Regions from separate parts of the Homo sapiens genome. Here all the other regions are linked to region 1. Evidence: chromatin loops called from intact Hi-C (ENCODE). Cell type or tissue: heart left ventricle. All regions are shown on one strand.

What was found. Peaks named below come from ENCODE experiments on the same cell type or tissue, not always from the same donor. Only the 100,000 strongest peaks of a DNase experiment are listed, where the experiment ranks them.
Region 2: it touches region 1 in a loop (3-fold over the local background); 32 of 110 quality-filtered maps call a loop at or near these places.
Region 3: it touches region 1 in a loop (4-fold over the local background); 14 of 110 quality-filtered maps call a loop at or near these places.
Region 4: a loop joins it to region 1, with 3 times the contacts of the local background. A loop is called at or near these places in 22 of 110 quality-filtered maps.
Region 5: it touches region 1 in a loop (4-fold over the local background); 54 of 110 quality-filtered maps call a loop at or near these places.
Region 6: a loop joins it to region 1, with 6 times the contacts of the local background. A loop is called at or near these places in 34 of 110 quality-filtered maps.
Region 7: a loop joins it to region 1, with 4 times the contacts of the local background. A loop is called at or near these places in 16 of 110 quality-filtered maps.

The regions. Positions count from the first base shown.
Region 1 is chr5:40,903,008-40,907,007 of GRCh38, reverse strand. No RefSeq gene overlaps it. Among named protein-coding and RNA genes, the nearest start is that of C7, 4.5 kb to the left of the region's middle. In heart left ventricle, CTCF peaks have their summits at 1,920 and 2,120 (motif pointing left); no DNase peak of the experiment used is centred here; H3K27ac peaks cover 1,789 bases.
Region 2 is chr5:41,635,081-41,639,080 of GRCh38, reverse strand. No RefSeq gene overlaps it. Among named protein-coding and RNA genes, the nearest start is that of PLCXD3, 130 kb to the right of the region's middle. In heart left ventricle, CTCF peaks have their summits at 1,004 (motif pointing right) and 2,301; no DNase peak of the experiment used is centred here.
Region 3 is chr5:41,192,177-41,196,176 of GRCh38, reverse strand. C6 (complement C6) reads left to right here. Exons shown (of 18, transcript NM_000065.5): 5 at 244-385. Among named protein-coding and RNA genes, the nearest start is that of C6, 19 kb to the left of the region's middle. In heart left ventricle, no CTCF peak of the experiment used is centred here; a DNase peak (open chromatin) is centred at 2,186; H3K27ac peaks cover 2,881 bases.
Region 4 is chr5:41,537,888-41,541,887 of GRCh38, reverse strand. No RefSeq gene overlaps it. Among named protein-coding and RNA genes, the nearest start is that of PLCXD3, 29 kb to the right of the region's middle. In heart left ventricle, a CTCF peak has its summit at 2,162; no DNase peak of the experiment used is centred here.
Region 5 is chr5:41,833,341-41,837,340 of GRCh38, reverse strand. All of the region lies in intron 7 of OXCT1 (3-oxoacid CoA-transferase 1), which reads left to right. Among named protein-coding and RNA genes, the nearest start is that of OXCT1-AS1, 35 kb to the left of the region's middle. In heart left ventricle, no CTCF peak of the experiment used is centred here; a DNase peak (open chromatin) is centred at 1,520; H3K27ac peaks cover 2,458 bases.
Region 6 is chr5:41,508,190-41,512,189 of GRCh38, reverse strand. It overlaps PLCXD3 (phosphatidylinositol specific phospholipase C X domain containing 3), which reads left to right and starts at 1,589. Exons shown (of 3, transcript NM_001005473.3): 1 at 1,589-1,766. The coding sequence starts at 1,664. RefSeq lists an enhancer at 1,235-2,063. In heart left ventricle, no CTCF peak of the experiment used is centred here; DNase peaks (open chromatin) are centred at 1,619 and 1,849; H3K4me3 peaks cover 3,217 bases; H3K27ac peaks cover 2,878 bases.
Region 7 is chr5:41,115,438-41,119,437 of GRCh38, reverse strand. The region is part of intron 5 of LOC105374739 (a long non-coding RNA gene); the gene reads right to left. Among named protein-coding and RNA genes, the nearest start is that of MROH2B, 46 kb to the right of the region's middle. In heart left ventricle, no CTCF peak of the experiment used is centred here; no DNase peak of the experiment used is centred here.

The DNA of each region.
Region 1 (4,000 bases):
TTGTTCTTTACATGCTATAAAGGACCGTATTAGCCCATTTACAGAATATCCTTAATCTAGAGGATGATTTGGATATATTTATAGTAATTTAGAACTTGAATTGTTCAGCTCAGGTATCCCATAGATCATTCAATTCTGAAAGGGTTACAGAAACTTCCTTTCCCCAATTGCCTTGCACACTCCTACCTTCATATCTGTAACATCACAAGAGCATTTCTTCTGTCTGCAATTTTAATGGAGGAACCATTAGCACAAAGGCTTTAAATGCAGGTGGGAGCAACACTGTGGGAAGTTTTACTGCTAGCATAAGTTGTATGGACTTTATTCACACAATGAGTCACTGAGAATTCACCCACTGGAAGTTTTTAAGAAAGAATCAAAGCAGTGTTTTAGATTGATTGAAACAGTAGCTGTGTGCAGCCTACATAGAATAGGTAAGGAAAGGAAGCAGGAAGCGTGACTTGGAATTTATTTCAGTAGTTTAGACAAGGGGATCAAGGCCTCATTTAAAAAGGGATTGACACAGCTGTCTCTACAAAAAACACAAAAATTAGCTGGGCATGATGGCACATGCCTGTAGTCTCAACTACTCAGAAAGCTGAGGTGGCCCAGAAGGTTGAGGCTGCAGTGAGTTATGAGCAGGTCACTGCACTCCAGCCTGGGTGACAGAGCAATGCCTTGTTTCAAAAACAAAAACAAAAACAGAAACAACAAAAAAAGAAGGGGCTGGGCACGATGGCTCACACCTGTAATCCCAGCACTTTGGGAGGCCGAGGCAGGTGAATCACTGGAGAGGTCAGGATTTCAAGACCAGCCTGGCCAACATGGTGACAACCCCTGGACAACATGGTGGACAACTGTAATTCCAGCTACTTGGGAGGCTGAGGTAGGAGAATCACTTGAACCTGGGAGGCAGAGGTCGCAGTGAGCCAAGATGGCACCACTGCATTCCAGCCTGAGCAACAGAGCAAGACGTTGTCCCAGGAAAAAAAAAAAAAAAAAAGGAAAGACAAAAAAGGCAGAAGAATTCACAGGGTTTAGTGATTAAATATGGTTTCAAGTCTGATTGACTCAGAGAATTGAAAGAATTTAAGAAAAATTTAAAGGAGGAAGAAAATTAGAAGTCAAAAAGGAAGAGATGGTTTTGGAGAGGGGACATTTTTACTTTGGGGAAAGCATCCAACATATAATGGAGGTCTCTTTGGGAAGAGACAGGCTTCACCTATGTCTCTTGGAGGGGGACATGGGTGGAGCTGCTAGCATGGAGGTATCTAACTAAAATCATGGACTTCAGTGAATCTTCTAGAGACTGAACATAATGAACCATAAAACCACAAGAAATGCCCCTGTTCAGGAGTAAGAAGAAAAAAAGTCCCAAAAAGGAGAGGTTACAGAAAAAGAAGAAAAACCAAAACAGTGCAACATCAAGCCAATTCAGGAGAATTTCAAGATGAAGAACCCAGTCAACAATTACTCCCAGCAAATGCCCAGCTTGGATTTGCAAAGCACAGTGCATTGTAAATTAAATGTTCTGAAAGTTCTGTAACAAGTAAAACTTTTTTAACTTTTTCAACCCAGAATTTCTCAAGTTCATGTGACCCCCTGGACTTTTATTTCTAACAAACCCCAAAACTGGTATATGGGCATGCTTTGGCAAATAAATGGTGTCTGAGCCAAAGCTAAATCAGTAGAAGGATAAAGCAGATTTCTGCCAGACTGGGGAAGGGTCAATAAGGGCACAGCCCTCTCCTCATCTCCTGTGACACCAGCTCTTCCCCATTTGCCCTCACCTCCCTTGGCAGCTCTTCAAACACTGTTAACATCCCCAAACCCTAATGAAACTATTACTCCACCGATGATATCAGGAAGCAATTCTGGTTCACCACAGGGAGATATTTGAAAACATTTTAACGAAGCTATTTCATTTACTAGTCATTTCATTTTGCTCTGAATTGTTCCAACAGATTTAGCTGACTCTGGGGGTTTCAGAGGAACAAACTCACTGGGGAAGAGTAAAAGCCTCCTTTTTCCTCCTCTCTTGTATTGAGGCTGATAAGGTCAGAATTGAACCGGCCAGGAGTTGGAGTGAAGAAGCAAGAGCATCCCCTAGTGGCAGACTGCTCCAGGCCCTAGAGTCAAAGAATACCATTAAGCTCTGGAGTTAAACCACTCAGGAGGGAGTGAAACACAGTGAATCTTCCTAGGCTCCCAGGCAAGTGCTTGTTAAGCTAATAAGTACTCCAGGTGGTGTTGCTTTTTCCATTTAAAGTGTCACACTGTGAACAGTTTGAGAATGAAAAATGGCTGCCAAGCAATGCCTTATTCAAAGGAAGATTTCAGTAAAATGATGATTATTAAATGCTTTATCATTACACATAATAAGATGCTGCCCATCTCTGCTGGAAGCACTGCATTAAATGCTGTGATCTGTGCATTAATTTAAAGTGAGGCCACTAGATTAATACTCTCTGTTGGCATCCGGTTCTTCATAGGAAAGTTGTTTAAGGTTTAAATAGATTAGGAAATACAAGGTTTCACACTTCCCTTCTGGACAGACTTCTGGACAGGTGCCGTTGTACTTTTCCACACTGGACAAGCTTTTGCCCTGGTGACCCCGATGGCTGCAAATGGCAAGAATCAAATTACAATCACGAGGAGATAAGAAGTTTTGTCGTTATGGTTTTTAATAGCGACAGGCATTTGCTAAATTTAGGAGAAGGCCCAGATTTGTTTGGGTTTCTGAATGGCATCTGGGTTTTTCAGTTATTGCAATGCACATTGTAGCAGTAGCCTGCAAGTACAAGATACATTTCATTTGGTTTAAATTTGAATTAAGTCAAACAGCTCTGAGAAGGAAGACATAAAATACAAAGATTTCAGTGGTTCTGTAACTGCCTTATGTAAAGTCCTGTGGAGGAAGGGTAAAAAAGGACAAGGTCATTTATTTGATCTACACTTCAAACTTGTGGTGCCTAAACGGAAAGTTGTTTTTGTTTTCATACCAAGAGCTCAGCATGCAATAGACCTAAAATAAAAATCAATCACTCAGAAAATGTCAGGCCACCCCTTAATTTTAAGCTATAATTCTTTAAACAATCTTTAAACAGATATGTTTTAATATCAGATTCATCGTTAAATATTCCACAGGCCAAGAAAGAATAAACAATGTGGTTAAAAAAAGTAAAATCCTAGGCGGGTGGATCACAAGGTCAGGAGTTCGAGACCATCCTGGCCAACATGGCAAAACCCCATCTCTACTAAAAATACAAAAATTAGCTAGGTGTGGTAGCACACCTGTAGCACATGCCTGTAATCCCAGCTACTCAGGAGGCTGAGGTCGGACAGCTGCTTGAACCCTGGAGGCAGAGGCTGCAGTGAGCCGAAATCGTGCCACTGCACTCCAGCCTGGGTGACAGGGAGGGACTCTGTCTCAAAAAAAAAAAAAAAAAGAAGTAAAATCCTGAATTGTGCAACCTCTTAAAATGTTTGTGAAAAAAAATCTTAGTAACCAGGGAAGAATATTCACAAATACCTAACTAGAAACTTCTTAGGAGGAAAATTTTTCTAAAACCAAAATGAGTACTAATTTGTATTTCTTTTGTTTTGTTTTTTTTATTTTTTTATTTTTTTGAGACAGGGTCTTGCTCTGTCACCCAGGCTGGAGTGCAGTGGTGTGACCACAGCTCACTGCAGCCTCAACCTCCTGAGCTCAGGTGATCCTCCCACCTTAGCCGTCCCTTGAGTAGCAGGGACCACAGGCACATGCCACCATGTTCAGCTAATTTTTATATGTTTTGTAGAGCTAAGGTTTCATCATGTTGCCCAGGTTGGCCTCACACTGCTGAGTTCAAGTGAACCTCTTGCCTTGGCCTTCCAAAGTGCTGTGGGCCTCTAATTTGTGTTTCATTTATACAAATATGTGCTCTGAAAACAGATAATCTGGGTTCAAATCTTGGGCAGGTTTGTTCATCTCTCTGACTTTCTGTTTTCATATCTGAAA
Region 2 (4,000 bases), 730 kb before region 1:
TTTTGGATGAGATTAAGATTTAAATCTTAATTAAGTAGAGCACATTAAGTAAAGCAGATTACTCATCCCTAATGTGGATGGGCCTCATGTAGTCAGTTGAAGGCCTGAATAGAACAAAGAGCTGACCCTTTCCTGAGTAAGAGAGAATTCCTCGTGCCAAACTACCTTTGAACTGGGTCATTGGCTTTTTTCTATTTGAACTGAGACATCAGCTCTTCCTGGGACCGAAACTAAGCAAATAGATCTCTTGATACTTAGGCCTTTGAACTCAGACTGGATCTACAACATTAGCTCTTCTGGGTTCCCGGGTCTGACTTATCTTGCAGATCTTGGGACTTGTCAGTCTCCATAATTGTAAGAGCCAATTCTTTATAATAATCTTTTTCTTTCTGTATATACATTCTATTTGTTCTGTTTCTCTGGAGAATCTTGACTAATACAGCAATTAATCTGGTTTCCATTAAGATGGGTTAACCTCCTTTTAATCATATTTATATATTTCTGCCTTGAGTCCTAGATGAAGACATTTTCTGAATATTGTACAAGAAGAACGTTACTAATACGTTATCTATGGCCTCGGTCCTGATTGATACTCTTCCTTCAGATGTGCAGAAGCTCATGAAAAAAGCCACTGCATTTGAGGCGTCAGGGTGGAGAGTGTGAGGAAAGGGACTAAGTGTCTGTCTATTGTGCTAGGGCCTGAAAATGATCATCTGCCACTTGGGCTTTGTGGTAGGAATAGAAAAAGGAAAAGAAAGAGGAAGGGGAGAAGGAAGAATAAAGGAGGTAGAGGAGATGGGGGCCTAGGACGGTTTGTACTTGTTCAGAAGGGGAATTGGAAGTGGGGTTTAAGGCCTTCAGAAAGCTTCAAGAGCTGTTTCTCCCATGTTGCTGCCATATCTCTTTTCGACAATTTCCTTTTTACTCTCAGCCTTAGGGAGCCATTGTAGCCTGAAAATAGCCGTGAATGTTCAATTTCTGCGATGCCTGTTCCTCAACCTCTCACTAGGTGGCAGATATTAAATCAGGAAAGGCGAAAGACCTCTGCAAAAGATAATGTCTCTGGATTTTGACCTTTGTAATTTCAATAAGTTTCCTAGTTTCCAGGAGAGGAGACCTTAATCTATGGAACTCATCCACATCATAATCTCCTCACATATTCTGGGGTTATTTGAGTTGTTTTTTCCTCCTCAACCTTTACAAGGAGATCCCTCTCAAAACAAGCTCACAGTTATTAGTCCTGCCTACACACAACAAGCACCAAGCGTGAAAACAGCCTTAAACAACAACAACAACAAAAGATGTGCCTACATTATATCTTCACTCTTTCAAACAGGAAGAAGAGAAATGAGTTACAAGAGAATTTGCGTTTATCAGTCTGGAAACCGTGGTCTGTGGGCGGGGGCTACTGCTTCAGCCTTGCCTGACTATTCATCAACTGAGCAGGAAGCCGCTCTCAGGAGAGAGGCCTCAGCCTGCAGTGGCCTGAGGCTGAGTGGGCAGGGTGGAAGGCACAACAGGAACAGCAGGAAATCCCTTTTAAATTCTGGAGATTTGAGGCCGGGCACGGTGGCTCACGCTTGTAATCCCAGCACTTCAGAAGGCCAAAGGGGGCAGATTCCTTGAGGTCAGGAGTTTGAGGCCAGCCTGGCCAACATGAAGAAACCCCATCTCTATGAAAAATACGAAAATTAGCCCGGTGTGGTGGCATGTGCCTGTAATCCCAGCTACCCAGGAGGCTGAGGCAGGAGAATCTCTGGAACCCGGGAGGTAGAGGTTGAAGTGAGCCAAAATAGTGCCACTGCCCTCCAGCCTGGGTGACAGAGCAAGACTCCATCTCAAAAATAAGTAAATTCTGGAGATTTGAGTAAACATCTGTTAGCTGGCAATAAACAGTGGGATATCCAGTGGGGAGAATCTTCTTATCTTCATGCCAGTCTGTCGTTTTTCATACAGGGTCGCCTGCAGTGATATTCATAGTTATGAACAAAGGCTCACTCATGAATGAGTAAGAAAAAGCAGGCATCCTAGGTCATGGGAACCTGGCTTTCTTATGGAGTATGGTCTTTTCTAGCAATTCTCCATCCAAACTAATCCTTGCATGGCTTCCCGTTAATGTCCAGTATTGCTGTCTTTTTTCCCAGCCCTGGCCATTTCGTTCAGGGAGCTCTGGATAAAAAGATGCCCTAGGCTTATTGAATAATGCTGCTCATTCTCCCCAGTACCATGGACTGCTCTAGCAGGCATCCTGCTTCTACAGAAGGACACTAGACAACATACACCTGCTGGGCAGAGACAGTAATGCAACAGCACAGTGTTTAAGAACTGTATTTTTCAGCAGGCTCTGGAGGGCTTTTTAAAGCCCACTTGACAGCTCTTTAAAATGGGCTTAGTATAGCATCTCTCAGGGTTGTGGTAAAGGATCCTTCACATGGCTTCATGCTGATTTTCATTTTGCCTAGTGATAGGAACTTTTCTTTCAATTCTTTTCTTTCTCTTTCCTACCTACTTGCTGGCCTCCGCTCCAATTTAAAGCCCATGTGTTTTCAAATTTCCAGTGTAGAAAGTCACGTAACGTGTCTAGCAAAAAAAACAAAAAATAAAAAATAAAAAAAACAACAACACCTCAATTCGTGGGAGCTACTGTCAAGAGATCTGGAGAAAGTCCAAAAATTGGCATTTTTATTATAATAGGAACATGGATAATGTTGATACAGGGAGTCCTTCCTCAGCCTGTATTCTAAGAGCACTACTTTAGACTTTGTTGCTCAAATTTAATGGGTTATCAGTGCTTGTGTAACATATGAATACATTTTTAGCTTTACAGCTTTTATGTACTTTTTTAAATTTCAGGATTTAAAAGCCAAAAAAAAAAAAACAAATTAAATGCAGAATGCCAAAAAACTGTGCCACTATCTTATCACTATATTTGAGTAAACTTTTAAGACTCAAAAATACGTATCCAAATATTGCTTCATAGTCAAAATAAAGGCAGATATTTCTATTAAGACTAAATTTAAGAAAAGCTTTAGAGAAAAGGTAAATTGTATCATGTTTCTCCTCCTATTGAAATCCTACAGAAATAAAATATATTTGTTAATAGTCAAGATGAAAATGAAATTCTTAAAAACTAAGTCAGACTTTCTTCTCCAACCTATAAGGTTTTCATCTCTTTGTGCCTCTGTCTTTCTGTATCTTTGTCTCTCTTTGATTTTAATTCAATGTGAAAGGAAGCTATTTGCTTTTGTTGGATCAGATTTTTAGCATTCACAGCATAAATGAGTCCCACAGTGGAGTTTATTTTCAGTGACACTTTGAATATCAAATTATTAGTTTGCCCCAACAGATGAAAGGACAAATTTGCTTTTATTCTGGCTGAAAAATGGAGAAATTCCTGGAAAATTAGAAATTGATTAAACTTACTTTTACATGTAAATGAAAGTTTGCAAGTCAAGTGGCACTTTAAATACTCTGAAGATTTTGCATATCTTGGGGGAAACTGGTGACCTATTTATTGGTAATGTGAGGACCAATTTGCTAACATGAATAACTGTTCCCCAATTTAGCTGATGCATAAATCTGGTTATCTGCATATTGTGCTCCATTAAACTCAGGTGCATGTGCCCTGGATTAATAACCCATGGTCATGAGCAAATGAGACAGAAACAAGCCTGGCTAGCCTAGAGAATAGGAAGAAGATGGATCTTACTGGAGTGTATGGGGAAGGGGAAGAAAAATGAAATATTGAATGTTGAGTGTATACTATCTTATTTAATCATCAAATGGCTACCAGGCAAGTGTAATTATTATCCTCAATCTATGGAAATAAAAGAATTGAGTTCAATTATCTTTCCTGAGATAGTAGGTAGCAGAGCTGGGATTCAAGTCCAGATCTGATTCAGATCCCTATGGTCTTTCCATTATCCAGTGGCTACTTCCTACATGTTGAAGGATTTCTTATAGGATTCAGAACAAGTAGACTGACTTTTCTCATCTTGTC
Region 3 (4,000 bases), 290 kb before region 1:
GATTATTTCTCTTTTTAAAGACAATCAGCAACTAAATAATTCTGTGGTGACCCTTATAATCTTACAAGTGGAAATTTATCAGTTTATCGCTCCATTTTTATGTGCTCCCTAAAACTCTATCAAAAACAGTGAAGACTTGCCTTCAACTTTACCTTGAAATTTAAAGCATTTGAGTTTCAAATTAATAAATACTTTCTAAAATGATAATTTGTTGCATTGATTTTGTTTGCTTTTCTTGACTAGGCCGCTGCATTGCCAGAAAGTTAGAATGCAATGGAGAAAATGACTGTGGAGACAATTCAGATGAAAGGGACTGTGGGAGGACAAAGGCAGTATGCACACGGAAGTATAATCCCATCCCTAGTGTACAGTTGATGGGCAATGGGTATGTAACATCTTTTTATCATCTTGGGGAGAACAGGTATCAGAACAAATGAGTCAGAGGGAGCAATGAGATACATCATTGTCCATCTTCCTCATTAACTTCTTACTACTCCTACCAGCCCTATCTCTGATACTTAGCTACCATGTTCAGGAGGTATGTGGCCATGATCCTCACTCCTGAGAAGTAAAAGTTAGCATTTCCAAATATAGTTTGTGCCAGGCAATGCTATGGGCCCTTCATAAACATGGCTTGTTTTATTTCTCATACATCTCTCAGAAAGTTTTGGAATGGATTAGAGCAGACTGGTCTAAGCCCATCAAGCTGGGAGGTGCCAGGGTGGGGTCCTGGAGGTAGGCCTTGAATGGGTGAGTAACCACTCAGAAATGTCAGGAGCAAATGGAGAAAGAGGGTGTGATAAAAGTATGCCTATGGGTGGGTTGAAAGCCAAAACACTAGAGAAACAAAACCAGTCTTCCAGCATGAAAAGCAAACCCAGAGTCAAATAATGAGCGATAAAGCCAAAAGGAAAGAAGTTAAGCAAATATAGAAAAAAAGAGAGGGCTAAGCAACAAGGGTGTGAAAACGTAAGAGAGTAAGAGGTGAAGTGAATATAGCTAGGTATTCTCTCCCATAGGCTGTGTGACGTGTGGGTAGGTCAGCAGAGCCTAATGGCAGAAGCCAGACCTATATTACCATCCAGTCTCAGCTTACAAACTGAGAAACGAGTCCCAGAAAGCTTACATAACCTGACCAAGTCTACCAACTAGCAAATGGTGGAACCAGGATTCAAATCCAGACTTCAAAACCCAGGCTTTTTCCATGATTTCATGCTGATTCAGGACTACATCTACCTTACAAATGAGACACCCTGGAAGAAACCTCAGGAGATCACATAGCTCTTTCTTCTAGTGTTCCTACTACAGGAATACCCAATCATGAGCACACTGGGGGTTTTACCAGGGGTTCTAAATTCATTAGACTGAACCTGTGTTTTAGATGATGTTAGGAAATATAAGAGAAGGCTATGAAAACAGAAAAACTGAGCCTTAATTTGAAACATAAGAAAAAATCAGTAAAGATAATCTCCTATACTCTCCCCTTTACATAATAAAGAAACCCCTCTTAAATTTTTGGCCAGAAGGCAGATAGTTTGCTATCAATTTCTATTGCTTCATATTGGACTTTAGAAAATTAGAATCTTCACTTAATGCTGCCAGAGTTGCATAATATGAAAACTCGAGGCACCAAAGACAAACAGCCACAATTGCAAATACAACCTTATTTGATTTAGAATAAAACCCAGAAAATATTGAACCAAACCCGAGGACACCAGTAAAATGGAAAAACCATTAGTCTGAAAGTAAGAGGAGCTGAGTTCTAAATAACTCAGCTGGTTCTAATGTAGAACTAGAACCAGTTCTACATTATCTCACTACACCACAGCCGAGTTATTTAACAACTCTGGGCCTCGGTTTCCTCATCTATATGTTGGATGACTATAAACTGATGTGATGTTCTGTCCTAAGAATTTCTAATTAGTGCTGATTTCGATGAAAGTGCTTCAACAACATATTCTTATCCATGTGCAGAAATGGTTTCCTTCTCTTGGTTTGCCTACAAGAAAACGTCAGCCAAAAACTCCCACTGATAATCACATTTTCTAATGTTCTGATTGATGAAGGGTGACATTACAAAATCACCTTTTGTTCAGTTGATCTAGACTCTAGAGTTACAGATGGGGAGGACCACATGCTATGTGTACTTTGGCTGAAGGACGACGTGGCCCTCTGCCAACCAGAGCTGTTGTCCCAGTGATTCTGAGAAATGAGCAAAGCCTGCCGGCTCGGGACAACCAGTCCTCTCCTTGCCTCCCCAGAGACTGAGAGTTTTGAGAATTGCTTACTGTAATCTTGTTCTAATCTGCTGGCCTTAGAATCTCTGCCTCTCCAATCCTGCTATCCAACATATTTCTAACCACAAAAAAAAAAAAAAAAAATAGCTTCCTGAGTGGCTGACCTTCTTAACTGATATTTCTCCAAGAAAAATTTTAACAAGAGATATAAAAATTTCTACATTGCCAACATCAGTCACTAGGTTCTAAATATGAAGCAAGAATCAGGCAATAATAGCATGCTATTTGTTTTTACCCAGGCTTAGTGTGTGTATAGATACACACACAGTTGAAAGGACACATTCATCTATGTGGCAAAATAGTGAGATCTGTGAGTAGGGATCACACACATATATATGTGAAAATACATGCATACACACAAATATATATTTTTGATTTATATATTTCTAGTTATATTCAAAAAGTTACAAAGTATGACACATAAATCAGATTAGATCAAAGCACTTTAGAAACAATGCTGTATGTGAAACACTAAATTATTTTAAGTCAGTATCAACATCTGAGAGGAGGAAGGAAAGAATAAGACTGAAAATTTCTTCATAGCTGGCTTAACTCCTAAAAGATTTCTCAGGCATGGTCTGCTGGAAATACCTCCATAAAATCCTATCTTCAGGTTCTCCACAAATAGCTGTCACCTTCATAGATTCCTCATGACCTGAGAGCCATTTTTCTCAAGCCCTTTTTTGCTTGTGACAAACATAAGTACATAGTGTAAAGCAGTATAAGGTCAATGGTTTTTTAGTCCTCGCTGTTATGCTTTCAGCTATTTGAATATAATATGCATCTTAGACAACCCACAGAATTCACTCATTTTAAAAAACAGCCTTATTGAGATGTAATTTGCATGCCATACAATTCATCCATTGAAAGTGTCTAATTCAACCATCTTCAGCGTATTCAAAGACTTATATAACCATCACCATGATATAATTTTAGAATGTTTTCAACATACCCAAAGTAAAACCTTTGTACATATTAGATATCAAGCTTCATTTCTTTCCCCCTTCTACCTGACTCCTAACCCTAGGAAACCACTAATTCACTTTCTGTTCATGTAAATTTGTGTATTCTAGACATTTCATAAAAATGAAATTCTACAATATGCAGCCTGTGTCTGCCTTTTTGCACTTAGCATAATGTTTTTAAGATTCATCCCAATACTCACAATTGGTACTACAGAAATACAAATGATCATTAAAGACTATTATAAACAGCAATATGCCAACAAATTTGAAAATCTAAAAGAAATGGATAAATTCCTGGATACAAAAAAAAACTTACCAAGATTGAATCAAGAAGAAATAGAAAACAGACCAATTGTGAGTAATGAGATTAAATCAATAACAAAAAGTCTCCCAAAAAAGAAAAGCCCAGGACTGGATGGCTTCACTGCTGAATTCTACCAAACTTTGTAAGAACTAATACCAATTATTATCAAGCTATCCCAAAAAATCGAAAGGGAACTTTTCCAAACTCATTCTACAAGACTAGTATAACACTGATACCAAAACCAGATAAAGATGCAACAACAACAACAACAAATCTACTACAGGTCAATATCCCTGATGCAAAAATCCTCAGCAAAATACTAGCAAACAGAACCCCAGAGTACATCCCAGATATCTACTATAATTAAGTAGTATTTAATCCAGAGATGCAAGGATGGTTCAAAATATGCAAATCAATAATGTCATCACATCAAC
Region 4 (4,000 bases), 630 kb before region 1:
CTTCCAGACATTTGGTGCAACTGCTTGTGTGGATGAGCAACTTGAGTCACCCCTCCCTTTCTGTGCAGAGATCTTGGTGCAGCAGTGCCCTGTCTGCTCCATGCCCAGGAATATTTCCAGGCATTTGGTGCATTCGTTTACCTAGATTAGGAGCCTAAGCTTCCTGTCCCCTCAGATGCAGAGATCTTGGTGTTGCCACTTGATGCCTAGTAGTATCTCCAGGCATTTGGAGCACCCACTCTTCTAGGTTAGGAATTGATGCTAGTCCTCCCTTCCAGCAGAGAACGTGCAACAGCAGAAGTTTCTCCACTTCATACCCCAGCACATCTCTGGGTGCTCGGCAACTGCCCCCAGTCTCCAACTTGGATCTCGTGCTTATGCTTGTCACTGGGGAAATGTAGGCATGGCTGCCCAGTGCACCCCTGTCCAGCTTGGTCCTCCCAGACTCCCTGTAGGTCTGAGCAGGTAGCTCAGATATTCCACAGGACATCTTACTGCCTGAGGAAACAGAGAGCTTCTCACAGTAAACAAAGATCAAGCATATACCCATCTGTATCAGATGCATCTGGCTTTTATCCATAAGCACTGTATACTGGCCTGGAGGTTGAACTGTGTAACCCAATAGAAAATCCACTGACATAAGTGCGTAGCACTAGGGAATGAGATAAACTTCCTGAGACCTCTGTCATGCTGGGCCCACAGGAGGCAGTGAGCCCACTCACATGCCCAGTATATCACTGCTACAACCAGCGTTTGGGAATGCCACCATACAAAGGCTATCTATAACCAAGGAATTTATAGAGTCTTGGCCACTGAAAACATCCAGAACCAAAGCCTAGGGACCATACATCATACACATTATAGTCACATCCCAAGTGGGAAAATCCCATCCAAATGAAAGTAATTTTTTTTTTTTTTTTACAAAAGGAGAGATGGCTTATCCAGATGAAAAAGAACCAGACAAACAATTCTAGAAGTATGAAAAAAAGTTACAACACCCCAAAAGGATCATACTAACTCTCCAGCAGTGGATTCTAACAAAATTGAAATCTTAAAAATATCAAATAAAGAATTAAAAATATTGATTTTAATGACGCTCAATGAGATCCAAGAGAAAGTTGAAAACAAATGTAAAGAAATCAGAAAAAAAATACACAATATAAAATAAGAGAGAGATTATTTTAAAAATTTAAACAGAACTTCCAGAAATGAAAAATTTAATAAAGGAATTATAAAATACAGTTGGAAGCTTCAACAATACACTTGACCAAGCAGAATAAATAATTTCAGAGCAGGAAGAAAGGTCTTTCAAATTAACCCAGTCAGATAAAAAAAAAATTTAATGAACAAAGCCTTTGAGAAATATGGGATTATGTAGTATCTAAACCTACGAGTTATACGTATTCCAGGGGGAGAAGAAGAAAAAGTAAAAAGTATGGAAAACTATTTGAGAGAGTAATTCAGGAAAACTTCCCTGGTCTTTCTAGAGATCTAGACATCCAGATACAAGAAGCTCAAAGAACTCCTAGGAGATACGTTGCAAATAGACACTGGAGACTCCAAAACACCCACTCCAATTTCTGTGGCTAGCAGAGCTGAAGTTTCACAAGTTAAATCTGCTGTTGCTCTCTCAAGTCTAAGAGTTTGAACAAGCTAGTTCCCTTTTCCTTTTCTATCTCATATTGACTCAGAACTTTGTAACTGCTGACAGATATACAGGAGGATGGGAAGAGGTTAGGAATGAAACACTACTTATTGTGTACAAGTACGATATTTGGATGATGGGCACGCTAAAAGCCCAGACTTCCAGACTTCACCACTATGCAAATATCTGTGGAACACAACTGCATTTGTACACATAAATCCATAAGTATAACAAATAAATAAACACGTGCAGCTGCACGTCAAAATTAATGTACTCTGTGCTTTACTGGAAGTATGTTTTGCTTCAATTAAAAAGTAAGAAAAACTAAATATTTGAATTTAGTGAAAGTAGTTTCAGTTAAAAGAATAATCAAACAGTATAAAATCATACAGATAAATCAACAAGTGGATGAACACAAATTCCAAATTTTCACTTCTCACGCAGGCATGCACAGACCACCAAATTGCAACATTGTGCTGAAACAGCAGGCAGCATGTACTGAAATCTGTGCAGAATTTAGATTCACTAGAGGTCAGCAAATCTCCTAGACAGCAAGCTTCAGTGGCAACAACCCTTCAGCTCTTGTCAAAGGCTCAGCTGATACCAGATAGGCATTAATATTTCAAAAAGAGAAGAGCGCCAGTAGCCTTAGGCAGCCCAGCTTAACTCTCTATAGTCCAGCAGCCTCTAGCAACCAGAAATGAGCTTTGGGAATTAATTTTTCCCTTTCCCCACCACTAGACCTCCAGAGAATGCTTCTGGCATGGACTAATACATGACATTTACCTTTTGTCCATTACCCACAAAAAAGCAGTTCTATTCTGTGTAGACCTTCTTTTTGATGGTGAGTTTTCAGGGCATGGTCAGTAGACCACCACTAGGTAATCTATTTAAGGACATTATACAACTATTTGCAATGCATTCTGATGAAAAATGTTGTTTAAAAATGGAAAAAGTATTTTGAACTGGATGTTTGGATTTTTTAACACATCATCAAGCTTTACTATAGAAAATGAATGAAATTACCAGCCAAGGAGCCCGGTCTAAACCACTGCTTTCTGTTGCTCTAGTCTTGCTCAGTGTAGATGCTGGCCCAGATTCTGAGCTGAACAAAGAACACAATCATAAACTTACAGTCTTTGATGTCATAAACTTTAATAACTAAAATAATAGCTCTGTTTGATGGTGGTCATCTCAAACTCTTATCACAAGTTGAAAAGGGAGACACATTAGTATTTCTGGTCACATATTGGCCTGTCAAAACCTCAGATTGCTTTCAAAAGCACGTCAATAAGTGATTTTTAGGAATGAGGCACTGTAAAGAATGATAGAGCATTCTAATTGTAGCTCTTAGCTCAGCAAACATTCATACTTACTAATGTATATTATATACGTATTGGACTTCTCAATGTCAACATGCTTCTGCATACATTGTCTCATTTGATTCTCAAAAATTTCCATAAAATAGGTACCATATTGGTTGGAGGTCCACTCAAGGTCACCCAGTAAGTGAAGGAGTTGGGACTAGAACCCAGATGTTTTAGTCACTATACTCCAATTTCTGTGGCTAGCGGGGCTGAAGTTTCATGAGTTAAATCTGCTGTTGCTCTCTCAAGTCTAAGAGTTTGAACAAGCTAGTGCCCTTTTCCTTTTCTATCTCATATCAGCTCAGAACTTTGTAACCGCTGACAGTTATACAGAAGGTGTTTATCACTCTATCCTATGAAGTAAGTTTTATAAGGAACATGGACTACATGGAGATCTTGTTATATTTTCCTAAATTATTAGACATTAGTGATCAAAATAGGGAGCTGGTTAAAAAAAAAAGTAAGCATAAACAAAGCTCCACATTTTGCTTTAGGATTAGAGAGTGTCAGAAAAACATTTATGAAATCATAGCTCCTGTCTCTAACACCTGGAAAGTGAGACCAATTTTTTTATAAGGTGTAAAATATAGAACCTAACTCTAAGAAGAAAATGAAATAGAAAAATTAAGTTCTTTGTAAGTTCATTCAGCATCTGAAGTGATTAATAATGGATATAATTCATGAACTATCACTATTTTTTGCCCTGTCTATGTTATTTGTTTCTGTTGTTTTATTAAGACATATAACACATACAGTTATATAACTACCAACAAAATTAATAAGTAGAACAGTCCCATTACTACTCCAAATTCTATACCACCCATGTTTTATGACTTTATACAATTATCTAAAATGTATTTACAAACCACAACATCCACACACATAGAAGTTAAGTTTGTATATGCCAAATATGTGTATATTTGGGCATTATTTATACTAAATTTACAGATTGGAAAATTGAGGTCAAGGGAGGTTGCAGTGGCTATGT
Region 5 (4,000 bases), 930 kb before region 1:
CTATATAACATAGTCAACGGCGTCTTTTTTTTTTTTTCTTAAATAAAGAACTCTTAGCTCATCTCCTTTCTTTTGAATTGTGGAATCTGGATTAGAGCTTGTCTCCTAAAGCTCTGTGCCAGCATCTTCCCACTCCACAATGCTGCATCTTCTCAACCTTTCTTCTCCCTGGTGATTTGAGTTTTGACTTGAGTTTTAAAGAGGATAGAACTATAAATATTTAAAGTACTAAGATTCCCTTAGGCATCTTAAATTTGTTTTGGATTTAGAAGCAGGGTGGCAAAGGAACATACATCTTGCTTTTTTGTTTATAATTTTTAAATTATATAATTTACAGCAAATGTTTTACATCAAGAAGTAAATGAGTATGTTTATTGTGAATTTAAAAGAAAATCAAATTGTCCTTGATGTTACTTATTTCTAGACTCTGCAAAAGGGAAACATTAGTCCTTTTTGGCAAAGTTTTGTTTTCAGATGTGTTCTAGACCAAGGGCCCCAACCCTCAGGCCATGGACCTGTACTGGCCCATGGTCTGTTAGGAACTGGGCCGCACAGTGGGAGATGAGTGGTGGGTGAGTGAGCATTACTGCCTGAGCTCTGCCTCCTGTTAGATCAGCCCTGGCATTATATTCTCATAGGAGTGGGAACCCTGTTATGAACTCTGCATGTGAGGGATCTAGGTTGCTCGCTCCTTATGAGAATCTAACTAACGCCTGATGATCTGAGGTGGAACAGTTTCATCCCAAAACCACGTCCCTGCCCAACCCCCATCTGTGGAAAAAGTGTCTTCCACAAAACTGATCCCTAGTACCAGCCAAAAAAGCTGGGGACCACTTTTCTAGATAAACTTATGAGTTGTGTAAAACCATAGAGGTGATCACTTATGTCTGTTTTTAACAAAACCAATATGAACATTACATTCATATTTCTTAAAATGTGCAGCCATTTGCATGCTTCCCCACAAAGTTGTGACACAGTTGATGCTGGCTGTATCTTCCTACCCCTCTTATGGACCTAGGTAGCTACTTGGGAAAAATAGTGCACATGGGCGCATATTGCCACACATGCTAGAGAGATGTTTCTCTTTTCAGTCCAGACAGTGTTATTTCTGGACCTCCCTCTCTTTGAGTGAGGGTGAAGTCTTCCCTGATAAACTTTACAAGTTCAAGTGCAAAACCAGCCAGGGAATGACTCTTGGGTGTTGCCTTCCATGTGTATGACAAGGAGTAGCAAGGACTCTTGAGTCTTCCAAAGGGAACTAATTTGGCTGTTTCTCAGGAGGAATCCTGTTATTGTGTTAAGCTCTCAACTCCCTATGAGCCCCTCTGCTAGTCTTCTGTGTGCATAACCTACCATCTAAGTTTCTCTGGAAATGGCCTATTTCTGTTTTTTTTTGAAGGAGCCTGTAATAGAAAACCTATGGGGAGGGATGAGAGTGCTTCACTCAGGAGACTGTTGATGCTTTGTCTCCTGCAAGCAGCCTGGCATGCACGTGCTGTCAGAAAAGGTCGTCTGACTCAGCCACTGAAGCTGCTGAGGCTGCCTGTGACTGAAATAACCTCACTGCTGTGGATTTCTTTGTGCTGTCAGGCTTGTGCCATGGCTAGTTTACGAGACAGCAAAGGTTTACCCAAGGCCCTTTCAACTATTTTAGTTAACTTCAGCTTTCAGTCAAAACAAGTACATTTATCATGACATAAATATAATTACTTTTATTGTATTTATATTGTGGTATGTTTGCCTGTAAAAGAATTGCTTAGATGATACGATATTTGGTGCACACAAATATTTATTGTAGCCTGTGTGGTTTATGAATCACAATATAAATTGAATATCGGTGAACCCATCTAATATAAGAATTAGAGGTTAATGGACATATAGAAAATTATTTTCAAAAGTGATATTCTAAGACTTATTTATAAGAGCCAGGCTTCAGGGAGCTGTATCTTCTGTGTTCTATACTGGTGCCTGGCATGTGCCATTGTTTTAAAATTTTTAAATTTTTGTGGATACATAGTAGGTGTATATATTTATGATTATTGGGCTGTTCAGATTCTTAATTTCTTTCTGGTTCAATCTTGATAGGTTATATATGTCTAGGAATTTATTCATTTCTTCTAGATTTTCCAATTTATTGGCATATAGTTGCTCCTAGTAGCCACTAACGACTCTTTGAATTTCTTATGAGTTTTAATGTCCCCTTTTTCATCTCTGATTTTATTTGGGTCTTCATCCCTACCCCCACCCCCACCGTTGTTAGTCTGGCTAAAGGTTTGTCAATTTTGTTTATCTTCTCAAAATACCAACTTTTTGTTTCATTGTTCTTTTGTATTTTCTTCATTTCAAATTTATTTCTGCTCTGATCTATATTTCTTTTACTAGTTTTGGGTTTGGTTTGCTCTTTTCTAGTTCTTTAAGTTACATCATTAGGTTATTTCTTTTTCTTTTTTGATGTAGGCACTTATAGCTGTAAATTTTCCTCTTAGTAATTTTTATCTGATGAAATGTTCTGTAGATCTCTATTAGGTTCATTCTGTAGTGCAGATTAAGTCCTATGTCTCTGACTTTTCTTCCTGAGAAATCTGTCAGTGCTGAAAATGGGGTGTGGAAGTCTCCAGCTGTTGTATTTTAATCTGTCTCTCTTTAGCTCTAATAATATTTGCTCTATGTATCCGGCTGCCCCAGTGTTGGGTGTGTATATATTTATAATCATTGTATCCTCTTGCTGAATTGACCCCTTTATCATTATATGATAAGCTTCTTTGTCTCTTCTTACAGTTTTTCTCTTGAAATCTATTTTGTCTGATGTAAGTATAGCTACTCCTGTTCTGTTTTGTTTTTTTTTTTTTTTTTGTGGGTTTCCATTGGCATGGGATATATTTTTCCATCCCTTTATTTTTGGTCTCTGTGTAGCTTTATAGGTGAACCATGTCTCTTGTAGACAACAGACCACTGGGTCTTAACTTTTTTCATCCATTCAGCTACTGTGTCTTATTGGAGAGTTTAGTCCATTTACAGTCAATGTTATTATTGATAAGTAGGGACTTATTCGTGCCATTTTGTTTTTTGTTTTCTGGTTGTTTTGTGGTCTTCTTTCTTCTTTCCTTCCTTCCTGTCTTCCTTCTAGTGAAGGTGATTTTTCTTTGGGGTGCTTTGATTTCTTGCTTTTTATTTTTTATGAATCTGTAGTTTTTTTTGTATTTGATGTTAGCATGAGGCTTGAAAAGACTGTCTTATAACTCGTTATTTTAAACTGATGAAAACTTAACACTAATTGCATAAACAAATAAGCAAAAAGAAAACTAATACAAACTCTATGCTTTTTTTTTTTTGAGACGGAATTTTGCTCTTGTTGCCCAGGCTGGAGTACAGTGGCATGATCTCGTAAGTAGCTGGGATTAAAGGTGCGCACCACCACGCCCAACTAATTTTTTGTATTTTTAGTAGAGACAGGGTTTCATCACGTTGGCCAAGTTGGTCTCGAACTCCTGACCTCAGGTGATCTACCCACCTCGGCCTCCCAAAAGTGCAGGGATTACAGGCATGAGCCACTGCATCCAGCCAAAACTCTACACTTTTACTTCACCCCTATGCTTTTTAACTTTTTGTTTCTCTTAATTTCTTATTGTGCTATGTCTTAAAGTTATTGTAGTTATTCTAATTGGTTCTTTAGTCTTTATGCTTAAGAGTGTTTACACACCACAGTTGCAATGTTAATAATATCCTGTGTTTCTATGTGTGCTTATTATTACCAGTGAGTTTTGTATCTTCAGATGATTTCTTGTTTGCTCATTAACATTCTTTTTTTTTTTTTTTCAGATCAAAGAACTCCCTCTATCACTTCTTGTAGGACAGGTCTGGTGTTGATGAAATCCCTCTGATTTTGGTTGTCTTGGAAGTTCTTTATTTCTCCTCCATGCTTGAAAGATATTTTGCCATATATACTATTCTAGGGCAAAAGTTTCTTTCCTTCAGTCCTTTAAATATGTCATGCTACTCT
Region 6 (4,000 bases), 610 kb before region 1:
CCAAGAGTCCTATAGTAAGCTAAACTATCATCCTAATTAAAAGGATATGTGGGTTCTATTGTACTAGCATGTATATTAAGATTTATTTGGGGAAAATTTTCAGTATATCTCTTCCTCATCACTAAAGATAACTGTACCATGTCCTCTTGAAGGTATGAATTTATTTTACAAGGGGCATGGAAAATTTGATAACCAAAATAAGGCGTTGCCTCTCCTCTATCTTTCCCATAGTGCTCCCCATTTGGGGGTGAATATTCTTAGGACTTAGCATCATTGTAGAAAATAAGGTAGGCTCTAGGTTTTTTCTTATTTTTTAATGCTATTTGGGATTAAATGGATTTACTAACCTTGAATAATTATTCTCATGTTTCATGGCTCTCTTTGTCTCCTATGTTGATTGTCATTTCCGCAATCTAATAGCATTTCCCATAGAAAAATAAAAATTTACACAACCCTGGCATGAAAGAACAGAGGTCTGTTTATTGCATTTCCATTTCCTGGGTTGCAAAAGCCCAGCACACTTTCAGTTCATCTCTTATAATTCCTATTCAGGCCACTGCTGCTCTCATTACATTTGTAAAACTTCATCTCTCTCCTTTTACTCATCTGAGAGCAGGTGGACCCAGACAGTTCTTTGGAGGCCCAGTGAGTGATTTCTCTTGAGAGAGGCACATCTTTCCAGTCTGCAAAGGAATGAAAATGCAGACAGTCACATAGATCACTTTGAATGGTGCCAAATACATTCCACCAAATGCTACTGGCAATAATTAGAGCATGTCACTGGGAGATGTGGCGATTTTCTTCCAGCATAAGGCTCCAGTCTTACCCTGAGTGCCATGAAACTGACAGGACAGAGGCAGTGTTCTCCATGGAAATAATGTAGACTTCTCATGATCTGAGAAAAGAAGGGGGAGTAGCATTTCTTGACTTTGAAATGTCTGGAGCAAGGTACCCAGGATTAAGTAGGAACCACCTAGAATTTACCATGCCCTTCACTGACTCATACTTACCAGCTATTTCACAAAGTAGGCAAAAGAGTGAATAAAGATAATCATTTTTTAATAAACAGGGTTGTGGTCTCTGGCTGAGGAAAGGTATAACCTGTTGTAGATTACAAAAAGGAAAGCTCTTTGATAAGGACGGAAAGCCCTGAAACCCAGCATGAGAAGTCTGTTCCTCAGGAGGCAATAACATCCCAAAGTCTGCTAGGATTTTAGGTTCAAGTGCAAGACTGTCTTTCATACAAACAGGACGAGAAAGTCACAGCAAAGGATCGAGCAAGCCATGGGCAAAGCAGTTGGAAAAAAATGAATAGAAAAGAAAAATAAGAAACCAGGGAAAGCTGCAGAATGGCGAGGAAAGGCAGAGACGCCTAGGAAGGATAAGACGGGAGGAGGGGGTTGGGGAGGGAGGGGAGAGCGGAGAGAGCTGAGCACGGACGTCAGGAACAAAAGCTCCAGCGGAGTCTGGCGGAGGCACTAAGGGAGCACGGGGTGTTTTGAATAATTATTAAAATTAGCATGTGTCTGCGCCATCCTGTGGGTGTGGCGCAGAGAGGAGTGTAAACTCTAGCGGGGCTAGAGCAAACATTGGATTAGCGGCAGCAGCCTGCCAGCCTGCCCGAGGAGTGCTGGGACCAGCGCGCTGCACGCCGACTGGCACGATGGCCTCGTCTCAGGGGAAAAACGAGCTGAAATTAGCCGACTGGATGGCAACTCTGCCGGAGAGCATGCACAGCATCCCCCTCACCAATTTAGCCATTCCAGGTAGGCGCGCAGGGGCTGCGGGCTAGGCGCTCGGCGCCCGCTCCACCTGCCCCGCCCTGCTTTATCTGCCACTAAGTGGTAACTTGCCACGATGCCCGCGGGAGGGAAACTCGTCTTCCAGGGTGGGTCTCAGGCCAGGCGAGCGCGTGCCGGGTAGCCTTGGGCTTCCTGGCGTTTTCCAAACCCCTAAGGACCGAGGCGCTAGAGTCAAGGTGACTGCTTTTCTCCTGGGCTTTTGAAGCAGGTTGTATGCGGAGGACTGGGGCAGAGGAGAAGCTGGGCTCCAGGATGGTGCCTCGTGACCCCCTCCTATGGTTTCTCCTGCAGATTTGGGGAAGTGGGAGAAATCTCTGGGTCTGCGGGGTGACCGTGTGTGAAGAACGCGAGCTAGTGTCAGGGGCTCGCCTTCGGTGCAAGGACCTGAGTCTATCCCTGGCATGGAATTGGGCGGATTTGATAGATTCTCGGCTACAGTCATTAATATTCGTCCCCAATCTCCTTTAAAAAGACAAAGCGCTTCCCGAAGAGTGATGAAAGTTCAGGGACCAGAGGCGGCGTGATAGCTGCCCTTGAAAAGGAGCCCAAGGGGGCGACGGGCAGAGGGCACCATTTCGTATCGGTTTGGACCCCGGGGGACCTGGCCGAGTGGCCGCTGTCTCGAGTCTGGTCCAAGTGCGTGTTGGCAACACACTTCGCCCAGGTCAAAAAAGCAAACCCTTGCGGACCGTATGTTTACTGCTCGGGACAGAAGCTGGGCAGGGGAACCTGCGTGACCTGAGCGGAGGGGTGGGATTAATAGGCAAATAGTACGGAAAAGGTGACTGAGAATGTGTCCAGACAGTCTAGAAGGAAAGAAGCGTGGACAAAGCGAGGAAGAGACCTGAGGGATCAAGAAGCTTCAGCTTGATGTGTGCGACTTGGACCAGAGACTGGGCAGGTTTCTAGGGTGGCAGCTCCTAACAACCCCCTAGATCAGGTATCCAGGAGTGAGGGTCGTTTCAGGACAGTTTACAACAATGACAGCTGGGACACGGCCATACTTTATTGTCAATTTGGCTATGCAGTTGGGCTGGGGGAGCACACACTTGATCTTTTCAGAGCTGGGCTGGAGGGCAAATTACTCATGAACAGTTCACTTCTGGCCCTGAGCTGAGCTGGGCTATTAAACTCAACGTTATGGTCTACCTCCTCTTGATCTGCCCCATCCAGCGCCCCCTCTCAGCTGTTGGAGGAAAACATAATAAAGAAAAAAACAACAAAAACAAAAACAAAAGAAGGGTTATTTTGAAAATCACTAGATGCTCCAACCAAGAGTGCTGCCATTGATCAGTCCCTCAAATCAATGGTTGTTAGTCAAGTGGATGTTTGGCAGCAATGGCAGGCACAGGCTACTACAAGTGCTATCCACAGAAGGGGCTGTCTCCTTTCGTCCTTCTTCAACAGATAGCTTGCTACCGGCCAGGAATCTCCAAGGAAAAGAACCAACCCCAGCTTCTCCATGCAGCACTTATTCTGCTACCTAGGCAAGCCTGGAGATTGCTCTTTTCAAGGAGACAGTAGAAAGCACAACTTTGGCATAACTCCATTCTCACTTCCACAGGCATTCCCATTCCTTTTCTTCCTTCATTTTTATTTGGATTTTAGACAGCTTCTTTCACATGGTTTCCCCTGAATGTTTTTATATGCATAGAAGGTAAGAAGGGCAATCACTGTGATGCAAACCTTCTGGCAGGTGACTCTCTAGAGCTACAGGATTAAAAGCCTATGTTTGTTTATCTAGTTCTGAGATGGTATGATATCTTTTTGAGTCTACCTTACATTTCTGTAATATTTCACTTTTCAAAGCCCTGTTATGTACACCAGCTCACAAAATCCTTCTAAAACCCCATGAAGCAGGGAGTGCTGGCACTATTACCTCCATGTCACAGATGAAAAAACTGAAGCTAAGTGAAGACAAATGACTTACTATTTATCCCTATCAGTTCAGGGATCTGACCCCTTACTTGGACCTTTGGGAAGATACCCTATGAATTTTGGAGGGAAAGGCTTTGTGATTTGTATCTGGATGATTCAGCAGCAACTGTGACTAACCAGGGTTAAGAAAAAAGGAACTAAGCATTAGTGGGAACACAGTAATTTTCCTTTCCTGCCCTGGGACAAAATAAAAACCTGAGGTGAGAGATTTTGGTATCTGGGTGATCTTAGAGTACAGACATAAAGATGATGACATTGGG
Region 7 (4,000 bases), 210 kb before region 1:
ACAAGACTAAAGAAATAGGCAAGAGTTGATCATGTAGAGCCTTCTAGGTCATGGTAAAAAATATATATATTTTTTTTAATTCTAAGTCATGGTTTTAAGTAAGAAAGTAAAATAACCCAGTTTACATTTTAAAAAGCAGAATCAAGAAAACCATGTAAGGAGCTGTAACTCTTATCTAGGTGAGAGATGATGGTACTTTGGACTGGGATTGTTGTAGAGGATTCAAAATATATTTTGGAGGTAGAACCAACACGACTTTCTGATGGATTGAATGTAATTGACTGGAAAAAGAAAGCCATCAAAGGTAACTCTCAGGTTGCTGGTTCAGCAAGATGTAGTAGATTGGTAGTAAAATAGAATAGGAAGCAAAAGGAAAGTCCCACTGAAGTTCAGAGGTTTTCCTAAGATTACTAACTAGCTAGTAGCAAAACAAGGACTAGAGGCCGGGCGTGGTGGCACATGCCTATAATCCCAGCACTTCAGAAGGCCAAGGCAGGTGGATCACTTGAGGTTGGAAGTTCGAGACCAGACTGGCCAATATGGTGAAATCCCGTCTCTACTAAAAATACAAAAATTAGCCAGGCTTAGTGGCATGCACCTGTAGTCCCAGCTACTCAGGAGGCTGAGGCAGGAGAATCACTTGTACCCAGGAAGTGGAGGTTACAGTGAGCCGAGTTTATGCCATTGCACTTCAGCCTGGGCTTCGCACCAAGAATATGTCACAAAAAAAAAACAAAAAAAAAAAAACAAGGACTAGAATATAGGTCTCCTGACTCTTAGTCCAGTACTCTCTAGCATACTAAATTAACTTTTCTTTAGGAATTGTGTTCAGTAGTATTACATCTGTACGTATTTTAAAGACAACACACACGAAGAATTTGCGTTTAGAAGTCCAGTTTCCAAGCGTGGTCAACTAACTAATTCTGTGGCTTTCAACATAGGTAGCAAATGAAAATGTTTTCAGAGATAGGAAACCTAAGATGGATAAAGATCAAGTTGTATGATGATAGAGAATGGGGTGGGGGCATCCTTTGATGAACCTGCAGTGTATATACCACCAGGAGGCATCCAAATTCAATTTTTAAAATATTTTCAACCACTTTCTTGGTGAAACTAAAACAGATTATTATATACAGTTTACCTGCTAATTAGATGCAAATATGTTTGGTACCATGTTATTTTGCCTTTGAGCATAAGCAAAAGATAGGCAATTCCTGTCTAAGTACTCTCTTTTTGCTTAACCACTTATTGAAAATGGCAATGTGTTTCTTTTTCCTTTTTTTTTTTTTTTTTCTTTTTGAGACAGAGCCTCACTCTGTCACCCAGGCTGGAGTGCAGTGGCTCAATCTCAGCTTACTGCAACCTTCCCCTCCTGGGTTCAAGCGATTCTCCGGCCTCAGCCTCCCTAGTAGCCGGGATTACAGGCGTGCACAATCATGCCCAGCTAATTTTTGTATTTTTAGTAGAGATGGGGTTTCTCCATGTTGGCCAATCTGGTCTCAAACTCCTGACCTCAGGTGATCCACCTGCCTTTGCCTCCCAAAGTGCTGGGATTATAGGCATGAGCCACTGCACCCGGGCGGCAATGTGTTTCTAATTACATGAATATTTATATTTAAAATAGAAGTCCAAATTTTATTCCATAAACGAAGAACTAAAAGAGGGCCACACCTAGCTGAACTAATGATCAAAATGTATTGCAATGCAGGGATTATGATTAATACAATACTTTACAACTAAAATCCAAATTAATTAATGGGATTATCTTGCCTGATACATTTATTTTTCCCTAAAGATATGATGCTAGGAATCCTCAACCTCATCACAGAGGGAAGAAACAATAGAAAGAGGAAGAAAAGGATGAACACAAAGAAGAAGCTGCCAGCAATTTTATCATATGGGTATTTAACAAGAAACCTTTGGGGAAAAAAATTGACACAGAAGAAACTATTTTACATCTATTCCATGAAATTACTTTTGCTTAAAGAAAATGTTTAATTGTTTATGTTTCAGTTGGGAAGCCATCCAGCTAAAATATTTCTTAACAGTTTGTAATTTCTAAATATATTAATATAGAACCAAATTTAGCAGGGATCCATGTACTTGCCTTTGACTAAATGCCTGGATTATATGCTTAATTCTTAACTTATTCTTAATTTGTAATTCAGAAATTACAAAACTGTCAAGAAATATTTTAGCTGGATGGCTTCCCAACTGAATTTGGTAGCTTGCCCCCTTCTGCTTACAAAAATATATGAGTGTACACCAAAATTGTGCGCATATAAGAAATCAAACACTGACTTTACAATAATTCATATTAAAAAATCTGAGACTTTTAGGTGATGACAAGCTTAGTGTGAACCAATACTGCAATAATTACCACTATTACTTCTACTGTTACTACTGTTTCCACTGATAATAATAGCAATATTTGATTCTAGTCAAAGTAGTATTATAAGATTACCCATTAAATAAACAACTTTATTATCTACCCATAGCAATGACAAAATATGTGCATATATTTTGGAAGTTGTATTTGTGCTTAAGATGATATTAACTAGACATTCATAAATCAGAAATAATTAAGTTGGGTTAGGACCCCAGACCACGTGAGCTTCCAGATCAATCCAGAACAAATATGTAGGTGATCAATTTCTAGGTGGTTGATTAGAAACCATAAACCCCAAACACATTTTAGACATCAGGGTGAGTTTTGTAACATGAATCCAGTGGTGACCGGGGCTCCTTGCCATGGCCAAAGTCTTTATAAAAAGGTCCATCCATGCTAGAGAGAGTATCAACAGTTAAGATTCCAAACTTGGGTCAAGCAAACCTGCTGACTTAGGAAATGACTCTCATAATGCTTCAGGATCACACACCCATGCCACCAAAATAAGGTCTGATTCCAAGCTGAGGATTTCAGCACACTGGGCAAAGGCAGTTGTAACATACAAACATAGAGATATGTGCAGGGAAAAAGGAGGGAAAAACACATACATGTGTACATAAACATACACATAAATTCTACACAAGATGAACCTGGAAATGAAAATTTCCAAGCGCATGAGAACAATGAGCATCATAAAGATCAAAAGACAGGAGAAATTACTCTAGAATAATAGCAAATATTAAAGCATTCTTCTAAGAGGGACTTTAAAATCCTCTAGTTATGAGGAGGAGGAAAAGAAATATAATAAAAATGATAACAATATTGACACAAAATAATGGCAGCTAAAATATATTGAGTACTTTTGTCACTAAAGTTGACTGACTTATTTAATACAACAAATCACTGAGGAAAATATAGGGGGAAACGGCAATTTTTGCCTGAGCACCATTAAATCACTGAAACTCTACTTAGCTTCTCAATTTCTAGACACTGGCATTAGCAAACACCTTAAGAGAAAAAAAAAATGCTGCCAAATGCTGGAGATTCCTTTGTGGACTTCCCTTCACCCCCCTGAGTCTTACTCTCATTTCCAAAAGTAAAATCAATAATTATGGAGCAAAGACAGGAAGATATGAATCAAGAATAAGTAGAGCTAGAGGAAAACTAAAATCATAGAAATGAAAAATACAATCACTGAAACAAGAAAGGTTAGGATAAAAATCCAACTGATGAGAGAATTGGTGAACTGGAGGATAGTAGTTAGGAATGTACCCAAAACAAAATATAGAGGATAAAGAAAAAAAAAAACTTAGAGATACGAAATAAGGAGAATAGATTAAGAAACTCCAACATATACCTCATAATTGTTCCCAAATGAAAGAACAGAGAACATGGTTGAAAATTTTGCTGAATTAAAGAAAAACAGAAGTCATCAGGAGGAAAATTATTGGTGCACAACAGAACAAATTAAAGTAAATCCACACCGCTGAGTTGTATTGTGGTAAGAGTGATGTTTCCATGGAGCTGCACACTGCTCTGAGTGCTTCACATAGGAATCTGCTTCTGGCAACAGGTTTTTCAGATTATCCTTCCAACTGAGAACAACTCAGA